Regions from separate parts of the Homo sapiens genome. Here region 1 is linked to region 2. Evidence: chromatin contacts called from ENCODE Hi-C or POLR2A ChIA-PET data. All regions are on one chromosome and are shown on one strand. The core of a region is the stretch at or near the end of the contact, and the rest is flanking DNA. Distances in the headings are between cores, read along the strand shown. Region 1 overlaps CAMK1D (calcium/calmodulin dependent protein kinase ID). Region 2 overlaps DHTKD1 (dehydrogenase E1 and transketolase domain containing 1).

What was found. A loop is a pair of places that touch in the nucleus more often than their neighbours do. ChIA-PET counts read pairs that join two places held with the same protein, here RNA polymerase II (POLR2A). Pooled maps may share reads with other maps.
Region 1: a pooled map shows a loop between it and region 2 (5-fold over the local background). The contact joins two enhancer-like sites. A Hi-C loop is called at or near these places in 4 of 50 pooled maps. POLR2A ChIA-PET finds 5 or more read pairs at or near these places in 2 of 52 experiments (activated B cell and common myeloid progenitor, CD34-positive).

The regions. Positions count from the first base shown.
Region 1 is chr10:12,402,392-12,407,822 of GRCh38, forward strand. The region is part of intron 1 of CAMK1D (calcium/calmodulin dependent protein kinase ID); the gene reads left to right. Among named protein-coding and RNA genes, the nearest start is that of CAMK1D, 56 kb to the left of the region's middle. RefSeq lists a silencer at 2,627-2,676 and an enhancer at 2,807-2,916. Within about 2 kb of position 3,285, at least 3 of the 41 ENCODE cell types and tissues checked have a DNase peak (open chromatin) inside an H3K27ac peak, as active enhancers do.
Region 2 is chr10:12,119,427-12,124,244 of GRCh38, forward strand. DHTKD1 (dehydrogenase E1 and transketolase domain containing 1) reads left to right here. Exons shown (of 17, transcript NM_018706.7): 16 at 756-841; 17 at 1,361-3,795. The coding sequence ends at 1,462. Among named protein-coding and RNA genes, the nearest start is that of SEC61A2, 7.8 kb to the right of the region's middle. RefSeq lists enhancers at 2,213-2,352, 2,413-2,462, 3,203-3,292. Within about 2 kb of position 3,350, at least 4 of the 41 ENCODE cell types and tissues checked have a DNase peak (open chromatin) inside an H3K27ac peak, as active enhancers do.

The DNA.
Region 1 (5,431 bases), core at 2,035-4,534, 280 kb after region 2:
CCCAGCTAATTTTTGTTTTTTGTAGAGACAGGGTTTTGCCATGTTACTCGGGCTAGTCTCAAACTCCTGCTCTCAAGTGACCCGCCTGCCTCGGCCTCCCAAGTGGGACTTTTTATGCCACACTTAGTCATTTGGTTTTTATCCTGTCAGTGAGGAAATTAAACAGAAACATGATTAGCTTTTTTGTGTGTTTGAAAGACCACTTTGGAGCTGTCGTTAAAAAGTCTTAAGACTGGCGTTAGGGATTCCAGTTAAATTGCTCGTGGAGTCCTGGAACAGGGGAGTCAGGGAGAGGTTAGTGCCCCAAATCAGCAGTGGGGTTGGAGGGGCAGGATAGACAAAAGGATCCCTGAGGCAGTCACTTCATTGGGATCATTTTGGATTTAGGAGCATCAGTTGGAAGTGAAGGGCTAACAGGTCTCCTGCTTGGGTAATTGGTGATTGGTGCCTTCTACTGAGGATATACACAGGACCAGGTTTATGTGGGCAAAAGGTGATGAGTTCCAGATGCGCAGAATTGCGTGGATTGGAGAGACCTCAGCCTGGAGCTCTCCAGGGCTAGAATAAGATACATCATTCTGGCAGAAATACGGCTCCAGGATTATAACCTGCAAGCAGGCTTTTTTTTTTCCTTTTTCCCTTCGGTTTTGCTTTCTTGTTTTGCCTGCATTGTCTACTTAAGCAATTTATGTTGATCTGTTTGTTAGCAGAAAAGGAACAAGCAGCAAATGTGTGGAAGTACTCAGGAAGAAGGCAGAAGCCCTAATGATGCGATCTGAGGACCACGTTGGACACGTGAAGCCAGATGCAGTGAAAAGTTGTGAGCTGGTGTTTGAAAGTGATTTACAACAAGTTGGCATCCGCTTGCCAGCTTGTGTTCACATGGACATCTGCCCTGCAGAACTGCAGAATGGCTTAGAACACCGGTTCTGGTTTCAGGTGGACGTTGTTCACCCCTTCATGGGTGTGGGACCTTGGGTGAGTCCTCGCTCCGTGCCCACCTGTCTTTCTTGGATAAAGGTGATAATCGATCCCACTTTACTTGTGAGGATTCAGTGAGATGATTGATGATGTTTCTTAGCTCAGTTTCCAGAAGAGTGGGCACTCAAAAAATTGTCTCTTGAAGTATTTACATGAACAGCTATTCTATAAAGACTCAAAATTTACTATTGAATGTAAATCTGGGATGCAGAATTGGTTTTTTAGGTGATTTATTTTTCATTTATGAAGGCGTGCACCATAGAATTCCTGCAGAGAATGGGGATAGAAACCTCCCTGTTAATGCATTTAAAAATATTTGATTTGCAAAAAATTCAGTATACTTTAAAATAATTTTATTAATAATAATTTGTATTGTAACAACTATATTGTATAATGCATTGAACTTCTAAGTGTGTTTTTTCCCCCATCAGCATCTCAACTGTTCTTCCATAATAGGCCTTGAAGTAGGGTGGTTGTTTTGGCCCTGATGTTACCATTGCAGACGTGAGACTCATCCATGTCACAGAGCAGGTCCCTGGTTTCCCAGTTCTTGATATCTTGTGGCAGGTGGTAGTACTGGGGCCAATTGAAAACTTTCCTGTTGCTTTTGGAAAAAAAAAAAAGAAAAAAGATAAAAGAGACAAAAATGGGCATGTAGTTTTTTGAGCTTTTCTTTTTCTTTTTTTTTTTGAGACTGAGTTTCGCTCTTGTTGCCCCAGCTGGAGTGCAATGGTGTGATCTCACCTCACCGCAACCTCCGCCTCCCAGGTTCAAGTGATTCTCCTGTCTCAGCCTTCCCAGTAGTTGGGATTACAGGTGTCCGCCACCGCGCCCAGCTAATTTTGTATTTTTAGTAGAGGTAGGGTTTCTCCATATTGGTTGGGCTGGTCTCGAACTCCTGACTTCAGGTGATCCGCCCACCTTGGCCTCCCAGAGTGCTGGGATTACAGGCGTGAGCCCCTGCGCCCGGCCTTATTTGAGCTTTTCTAAAAGCAAGAAATTGAGGAAGAAACTCCTAACTGGGCAAATCCAGACCTTTTCTTAGTATCTTCAGAGAATATACAGTTGTGTCTAATTCTTTTTGGAAATATGGTATGCCTTATAAATAGGTACACCTTAATTAGTTGCAAAGATTTAAACAAGTGTAGGAAAGCTAGGAGAGAAAGCTGTTTGTTACTGTTCATTATGTATTGTACAGGGTGATGCTGAGATTGAGTTATTCTTGGTATGAATAACTTCCTTTGAAAGTTAGAATGATAGAGTTTTAGAACGTAAGGGACCTTAGATTTTAATCCGTAATGACCAAGAAAACTGTGTTTTTAAAAATTTTTTTTTTTTTTGAGATGGAGTCTCACTCTGTCACCCAGACCGGAGTGCAGTGGCATGATCTCAGCTCCCTGCAACCTCTGCCTCGTGGGTGATTCTCGTGCCTCAGTCTCACGAGAAGCTGGGACTGCAAGCATGCGCCACCACACCTGGCTAATTTTTGTATTTTTAGTAGAAATGGGGTTTCTCCATGTTGGTCGGGCTGGTCTTGAACTCCTGACCTCCATCCGCCTGCCTCAGCCTCCCAAAGTGCTGGGATTATAGACATGAGCCACCGCGCCTGGCTGGAAAACTGTATTTTTGAGCATTAAGTAATTTCCTTTAAATTTTTGTTGATAAAGGAGAGACCCAGCTGCCAAAGAGGCTTCTGTTCTGGGGGTAAGACTGGTCACTGCATGTTGAATTGACATCATTCAACCAAATGTGGTTTAGCCTGAGCCATCGTATTGTGGGTAAATGTGTAGTTTCTGTTGTGTCTTTGGAAATTCTAAAAATAGGCACTCCCCATACCTCCTTCTGGGGGTTTCCACAGCTGGCTTCAGCCCAGCCAGCTCATTTTGCAGACCTAAAGCGTTTAAGTTCCATGCCCATGGTCAGAGATGTGGGGACTTTGTAAAGTAATATTTCATCTCTAGTGCAGACATAATGCCCAGGAAACAGTTGCACTCATCAGCGAGCCTCGGAGTCATGTTCTTTATGGGTGACACAGTGATACAGCTGTAATATGCACCATGTTCAGTCCAGAGACAGGCAGTGAACTAACGAGAAAACTCCGCTGTTTGCTTAGACTTTCTGTGTATTGACTCAATGCCCACATTACTAAGCGCCCGTCTTTAAAAATTAGCCACAGTCTAGCACGTATAAACAGATAGGACAATTAACACCTGAAATTGTCTTGTTATATAAGTGAAACCAGTGAAACGTCATTAATCAAGACCCTCATACATTTGGAATGCCAAGTGACAGTCAACAGGGTTAGACCGAAGTTGGCTGGAGCCAGTATCTATGAGACAGGAGTTTGTTGAGCAAACCCGTGATATCAGCATGACATGGTCATATTGTTTAATCTGCTTTACAAGAACAAACACTTAGCTTTAATATTGGCATGCGTTGTTAAACATTTATTACAAGTACTTCTTATCAGGACCAACGAGACTTCTGCTTAGCAATAATTTGCCAGCCCTTTAAAGTTGTTTATGAATTTCAGAGCACTTAAATGGCGTTTTTATGTGAAGGTTTTGAAATCGACGGGAGAAAGGGCAAATGCGAGCATCTGATTTGTTTGTACCAGTGCTGCTTGGAAGAGGACTGGGCTTTGAGGAGACACTCAGCATTTCTTGTCGCGTGTAGGATTGAATGGGTGCATCAATCAAATGGTGCTGGGATTAGCGGTTGGCTTGTTGGGAAGAAAACAGCTCATTGTGTTTCTCAGTGGCAGTTCCATTGGCACCACAGCCAAGATGATCTTTCCTTGCTCAGGTTTGTGCTGTGCACTCCGGACATTCAGCTTCCCTGACTCCTACCCCGTGGAAGTTTGTTTCTGACTTGTTTCCAGATACCCCTGGGGAAACAGCTCCCTCCCTGGTTCAGGACCGTCATGTCGCGCCAAACACCAAAACAAATTCCAGGTATTAGAAAGTTCAGTGTAAAAACCCATAAAACAAGAAGAAAATACTAGTTAATATCTGGCAAAAGCTTTTTATTGTTATTGTTTTTTTAATTAAGCTGTTGGCCAGATGTGGTGGCTCATGCCTGTAATCCCAGCACTTTGGGAGGCTGAAGTGGATCATTTGAGCTCAGGAGTTCGAGACCAGCCTGGGCAACATAGGAAGACCCTGTCTCTACAAAAAACAAAAAACAAACCCTCCACAAAAATTATCAGGGCATGGTGGTGCAAGTCTGTAGTCTCAGCTGCTTGGGAGGCTGAGGCACAAGAATTGGTTGAGCCGGGGAGGCGGAGGTTGCAGTGAGCCAAGATCACGCCACTACACTCCAGCCTGGGTGACAAAATGAGACCCTGTCTCAAAAAAAAAAAAAAAAAAAAAAAAAAAAAATCAAGGTATTGAACTCTGTAAAGTCATGCGTCCAAATCTCCCTGGGCATCCTCCATTGCTGCGTAATAAGTCTGTGCCTCCAGTTGTCCTTATGTGGGCTATTCTAGCTCTTTCCCTTACAGTACAACTTGTTCCCCATTTTCTCTGACCTTTTATAGAGGAGATCGAGGCCACCTAGGGTGACGTCACTGCTTCACATCTTGATACCGCAGACTTGCTTTCTTTCTAGGGAAGGCTCCCTCTGCTGCACTTCCAAGAGTCCTGCTCCTTCAGACCCCACCCCCATGCCAATTTCCATTTTGCCTTCTCCTCTTCCTCTGTCCCTGCTGCCTATCACCCTCCTTATACTGTAAAATGCCCCTCTCATCTCCATCTTCCTGCACAGCCACCCTCCAGCCTCTCTCATGCCCTGCGTTCATGGCCAGACCTCTCCATGACTTCTTTCAGTCCAGGCTTGAGGAACCCAGGGCAGGAGGCCTGGCAGGGCGGGCAGAGCCGCCGTGAGGACTGGACTCAGTTGCCCATGGGATCCTGTCACCCAGCCCCAGCTTAAAACCCAGAAGCTCCCACTGCCAGGGGAAGGGAACTCCAGGAAATCATACCAGCCTTCCTTTTCACATTTCTTTCCTCACCATCCCCTACCTCAAGCTAGAAGTTTCCTTCTCACTGAAGCGTCTCTGGGAACGCCCCCATGGTTGCCTTCTCCCCCATCCCTGTCTGCTCTGCTGAGCCACAGTGTTGTCTTCTCTGACTCTAGGTCCCTTCTCTCCAGCTCCCTCCTCCATTACTTCATGGTAGCCCCTTCTTCTGGAAGCCTCTCTGAGACCCTGAGGGCAGGGAGTAACCAGCTCCTGCAATACAGTCTTCATCCAAGGATGGAGAAAGAGCTGGTTGAGCTGGTTGATTGAATATGAAATCTAGGAGGAGATTTACTTTCCCATTTCCAGCTGTGGTCCAAGTTGACCAGCATCATCCAAATAGGTGATTTGCTTGAGCATTTTACAATGATTCAAGCTCTAGGTACTTCCCCCCCGGGAAACACATATCCTGGGAAAAATGAAAACAAATTC
Region 2 (4,818 bases), core at 2,100-4,599:
AACACAGTGAAACCCCGTCTCTACTGAAAATACAAAAAAATTAGCCGGGCGTGGTGGCGGGCGCCTGTAGTCCCAGCTACTTGGGAGGCTGACGCAGGAGAATGGCGTGAACCCGGGAGGCGGAGCTTGCAGTGAGCCGAGATTGCGCTACTGCACTCCAGCCTGGGCGACAGAGCGAGACTCCGTCTCAAAAAAAAAAAAAAAAAAAAGAAAGAAAATTTGGTACATATATGGGGCCTGTCCGAGGGTCATGGGGGAGGAGGGAGAGCATCAGGCAGAACAGCTAATGGATGCTGGGTTAATACCTAGGTGATGGATGATCTGAGGAGCAAACCTCCGTGGCACACATTTACCTGCATAACAAACCTGCACATCCTGCATGTGTACCCCAGAACTTAAAAAAGAAAAAAGAAAATGCATTGAATACACCTAAACTACAAAACACAGCTTAGCCTAGCCTGCCTTAAACATGCTCAGAACACTCACATTAGCTTATCGTTGGGCACAATCATTTAACACAAAATCTATTACATTTCATAATGAAGTGTTGAATATCTCAGATAATTTATCGAATACTGTACCAACAGTGAAAAACAGAACTGTTGTATGGGTACTTGAAGTACAGTTTCTAGTGAATGTGAATCCCTTTCACACCATCGTAAAGTTGAAAACTCCATCGTAGGTGGGATCATAGTAAATTGGGGACCGTCTGCATGTGTCTACTTGAGGTGCTGAAAGAATTTCTTCTCTCATAGATCATATTTGGAGTCAGGAGGAACCTCAGAACATGGGTCCGTGGTCGTTTGTTTCTCCAAGGTTTGAAAAGCAGCTGGCCTGCAAGGTAATCACACGTTTTCTCTGGTAGTGTTTTGTGTTTTGTGTGCATGTTGTTTTTCTTTTCTTTCTTTCTTTCTTTTTTTTTTTTGAGACAGAGTCTCACTCTGTTGCCCAGGCTGGAGTGCAGTGGCGCAATCTCAGCTCACTGCAAGCTCCGCCCCCCGGGTTCACGCCATTCTCCTGCCTCAGCCTCCCAAGTAGCTGGGACTACAGGCGCCCGCCACCACACCCAGCTAAATTTTTTTTGTATTTTTAGTAGAGACGGGGTTTCACCATGTTAGCCAGGATAGTCTCAATCTCCTGACCTCGTGATCCGCCCACCTCGGCCTCCCAAAGCGCTGGGATTACAGGCATTGAGGCACGGAGCCCTGTCCCTCTAATCTCTTCTGCGTAACTCATTATTTGAAAGAGGTGATTTATGGTTAAACAAGCTAAGAGAAATACATGCACTGTCTTGTTGGAACTAAGCAGAGCTCTGATCTAGTCAAAATGTCATTTTATTTCTTCTCTGCTGCACTTATAGCTCCGTCTGGTGGGCCGGCCCCCTTTGCCAGTACCCGCTGTAGGAATTGGCACAGTTCACTTGCACCAGCATGAAGATATCCTCGCCAAGACCTTCGCTTGATGATGACTTTTGAAGAAACACTATTTCTCTTTAAGAAAATGGCCATTAAGGCCGGGTGGGGTGGCACATGCCTGTAATCCCAGCACTTTGGGAGGCCAAGGCTGGTGGATCACCTGAGGTCAGGAGTTCGAGACCAGCCTGGCCAACACGGTGAAACCCCGCCTCTACTAAAAATACAAAAAATAGCCGGGTGTGGTGGTGGGCACCTGTGATCCCAGCTTCCTGGGAGGCTGAGGCAAGAGAATCGCTTGAATCTGGGAGGCGGAGGTTGCAGTGAGCCAGGATCACACCATTGCTGTCCAGCCTGGGTGACAGAGCAAGACTGCGTTTCAAAAAAAAAAAAAAAAAAACCCATTAAAAGAGGCCTCCTTCCTCCACTCTCTCAACCCCTCTGTTGGGTAACATGAAAAGACTGTATTCCTCTAAGATGTTGGGATTGATATACGTGATTTAATCTGCAATAGGTGGAATAACCAGGGGAACTGGTTATGAATATGTGAATGCAACCAGCAAATTTATCCTTGAAGGTGTGATGGTAGAAATAGGAAAACAACAAAAGAAAAACAATAACAAAAAAAGAAAGTGTGATGGCTGGGTGCAGTGGCTCACGCCTGTAATCCCAGCACTTTGGGAGGCTTAGGCGGCTGGATCACCTGAGGTCAGGAGTTCAAGACCAGCCTGGTCAACGTGGTGAAACGCCGTTTCTACTAAAAATATGAAAATTAGTTGGGTGTGGTGGCATGCGCTTGTAGTCTCAGCTACTCCGGAGGCTGAGGCAGGAGAATTGCTTGAACCTGGAAGGCAGAGGTTGCAGTGAGCCGAAATGGCGCCACTGTACTCCAACCTGGGCGACAGAGCAAGACTCCATCTCATAAATTAAAAGGAAAGTATGATAGTGTTATGGATTTTAGCTCTGAGTGAGCTGGAAAACTAGGTCATTATCTAGATGATTTCAGACTTGACCCTAATTGACCATATATGACCAGGAAACACTTCTGAGTTTACAGCTCCGTGGAGATGACCTCAACACTGCCTCTTGATTTGTTTGATGCATGTCACTTTCATTAATTTTCCCCCTCCTTTTTGAAAGTCCTGTGGCAGTACTAATATTTTCATTTTATGTAATCTCTGGTGCTGCTTTCCAGTCACTGTATGAAGTGTCTCCCCAACACTAGCAAATCTAGGTCCTACTAAATACAAATCTCTGGGTGGATGATCTTCTAGTACTGTATTTTTAAATTAAGGAGTTTTAGTTATAATGAAATTGATTTGTAGTCTGTTTTGCCGTAAACTTGTTTTTCTTTAAATTGTTCTTACAGTGATATCTTACTATTTTTAACTGTCTGGGGTTTCTGATATGGGGATTTCAGCCCCTGGTTAATCAGTCTTGTCCCTACAAGTCCCTGATGCAGTATGTTTATTTGTGATGTTTAAAGAACATTTCTTGGCTGGGCGCTGCGGCTTGCGCCTGTAATCTCAGCACTTTGGGAGGCTGAGATGGGTGGATCACCTGAGGTTGGGAGTTCGAGACCAGCCTGACAAAACATAGTGAAACCCCGTCTCTACTAAAAATACAAAAATTAGCTGGGCGTGGTGGTGGGTGTCTGTAATCCCAGCTATTCGGGAGGCTGAGGCAGGAGAATCGCTTGAACCCAGGAGGTGGAGGTTGCAGTGAGCTGAGATCCTGCCACTGCACTCCAGTCTGGGTGACAGAGCAAGACTCCATCTCAAAAAATAAATAAATAGAAAGAGAGAGAGAGGAAAAAAAAAGAAAAGAACACTTCTTTATTTGAGGGACTTTCCCAACACCAGGTGCTTGGGGATTTCTTAGAGATCACCAACCGACTCCCTCACTGTGAAATTAAACCAAGTACTGGAAACGTAACTAAACAGCGAACCATGTAGCTTCACCTGACTCAGTGCTGGGGGCCTCTACCATCTACTGTGCTTGTGTCATGATGCTTTTTCTCTGAAGTGGTGTGGGAAGTACCAGGGGACTGGCAGAAGCCCAGGCCCTCTCTACTTTTACCAGCAACTGATCATGTCTTTCAGAATCCATGTACATATAGGCTGTTCTAGCCACAGTGGTAGATTTATGATTCACATCCGAAAGTGTGCCTTAGTTATCAATTTAACATTTCTCTAGTATTCATATCCCTTTTCTTACCATATACCTCAGTGTATCCTTCCTGTGTCAAGCCTTATAAATCATGTAATTTAGTGCCACTCATGTAAATCAGTAAAATCACAAAGGTCTATTTAATGAAAACGATTTACCAATGTTGTTTTTTTTTAACAAGAAAAAAAATAAAAGCACATTGTCATTTTTTTTCCTCAGGACTCCTGGACTTCTTGAATTAAAAGATTTCAAAAGTCTAAGCACAAAAATGAGATGGAAGATTAGATCTTTGTAAAAGGTTAGTTTAGGCTGGGCGTGGTAGCTCACGCCTGTAATCACAGCACTGTGGGAGGTCAAGATGGGTGCATCACCTGAGGTCAGGCATTCGAGACTAGCCTGGCCAACATGGCTAAACCCCGTCTCTTACTAAAAATATAAAAATTAGCAGGGCATGGTGGTGCATGCCTGTAATCCCAGCTACTTGGGAGGCTGAGGCAGGAGAATCACTTGATCTCGGGAGGCGGAGGTTGCAGTGAGCCGAGATTGCACCACTGTACTCCAGCCTGGGTGACAGAGCGGGACTCTGTCTCAAAAAATAAAAGGTTACTTTAAATCTCTCCGAATTTCTTTTGAGACAGAGTCTCACTTTGTCGCCCAGGCTGGAGTGGTGCGATCTCAGCTCACTGCAACCTCCACCTCCTGGGTTCAAAAGATTTTCCTGCCTCAGCCTCCCGAGTAGCTGGGACTACAGGTACGTGCCACAGCCAGTTTTTTGTATTTTTAGCAGAGATGGCGTTTCACCATGTTAGCTAGGATGGCCTTGATCTCCTGACCTCATGATCCGCCCACCTTGGCCTCCCAAAGTGCTGGGTTTACAGGCGTGAGCCACTGTGACTGGTGGATCTCTCCAAATTTCTAATTTTACACCTCACAGTCTGTTCATGGTTTCTTTTTATGTCTTCTCTAACTCGAGTCATGAAATGTGTCTTCTGTTGGCTTAACCTTTCTACTCTCAATCACTACTGCAACATGGATCAGCATTTTACATTCCCTTGCAGGGAGGGACCATTTGAGGAATTCCAAATCAAATACTCATTACTTTTTTTCCCTTAAAAATTTAGTAGGCCAGGCGTGGTGGCTCATGCTTGTAATCCCGGCACTTTGGGAGGCTAAGGTGGGCAGATCACCTGAGGTCAGGAGTTTGAGACCAGTGTGGCCAACCTGGTGAAAGCCTGTT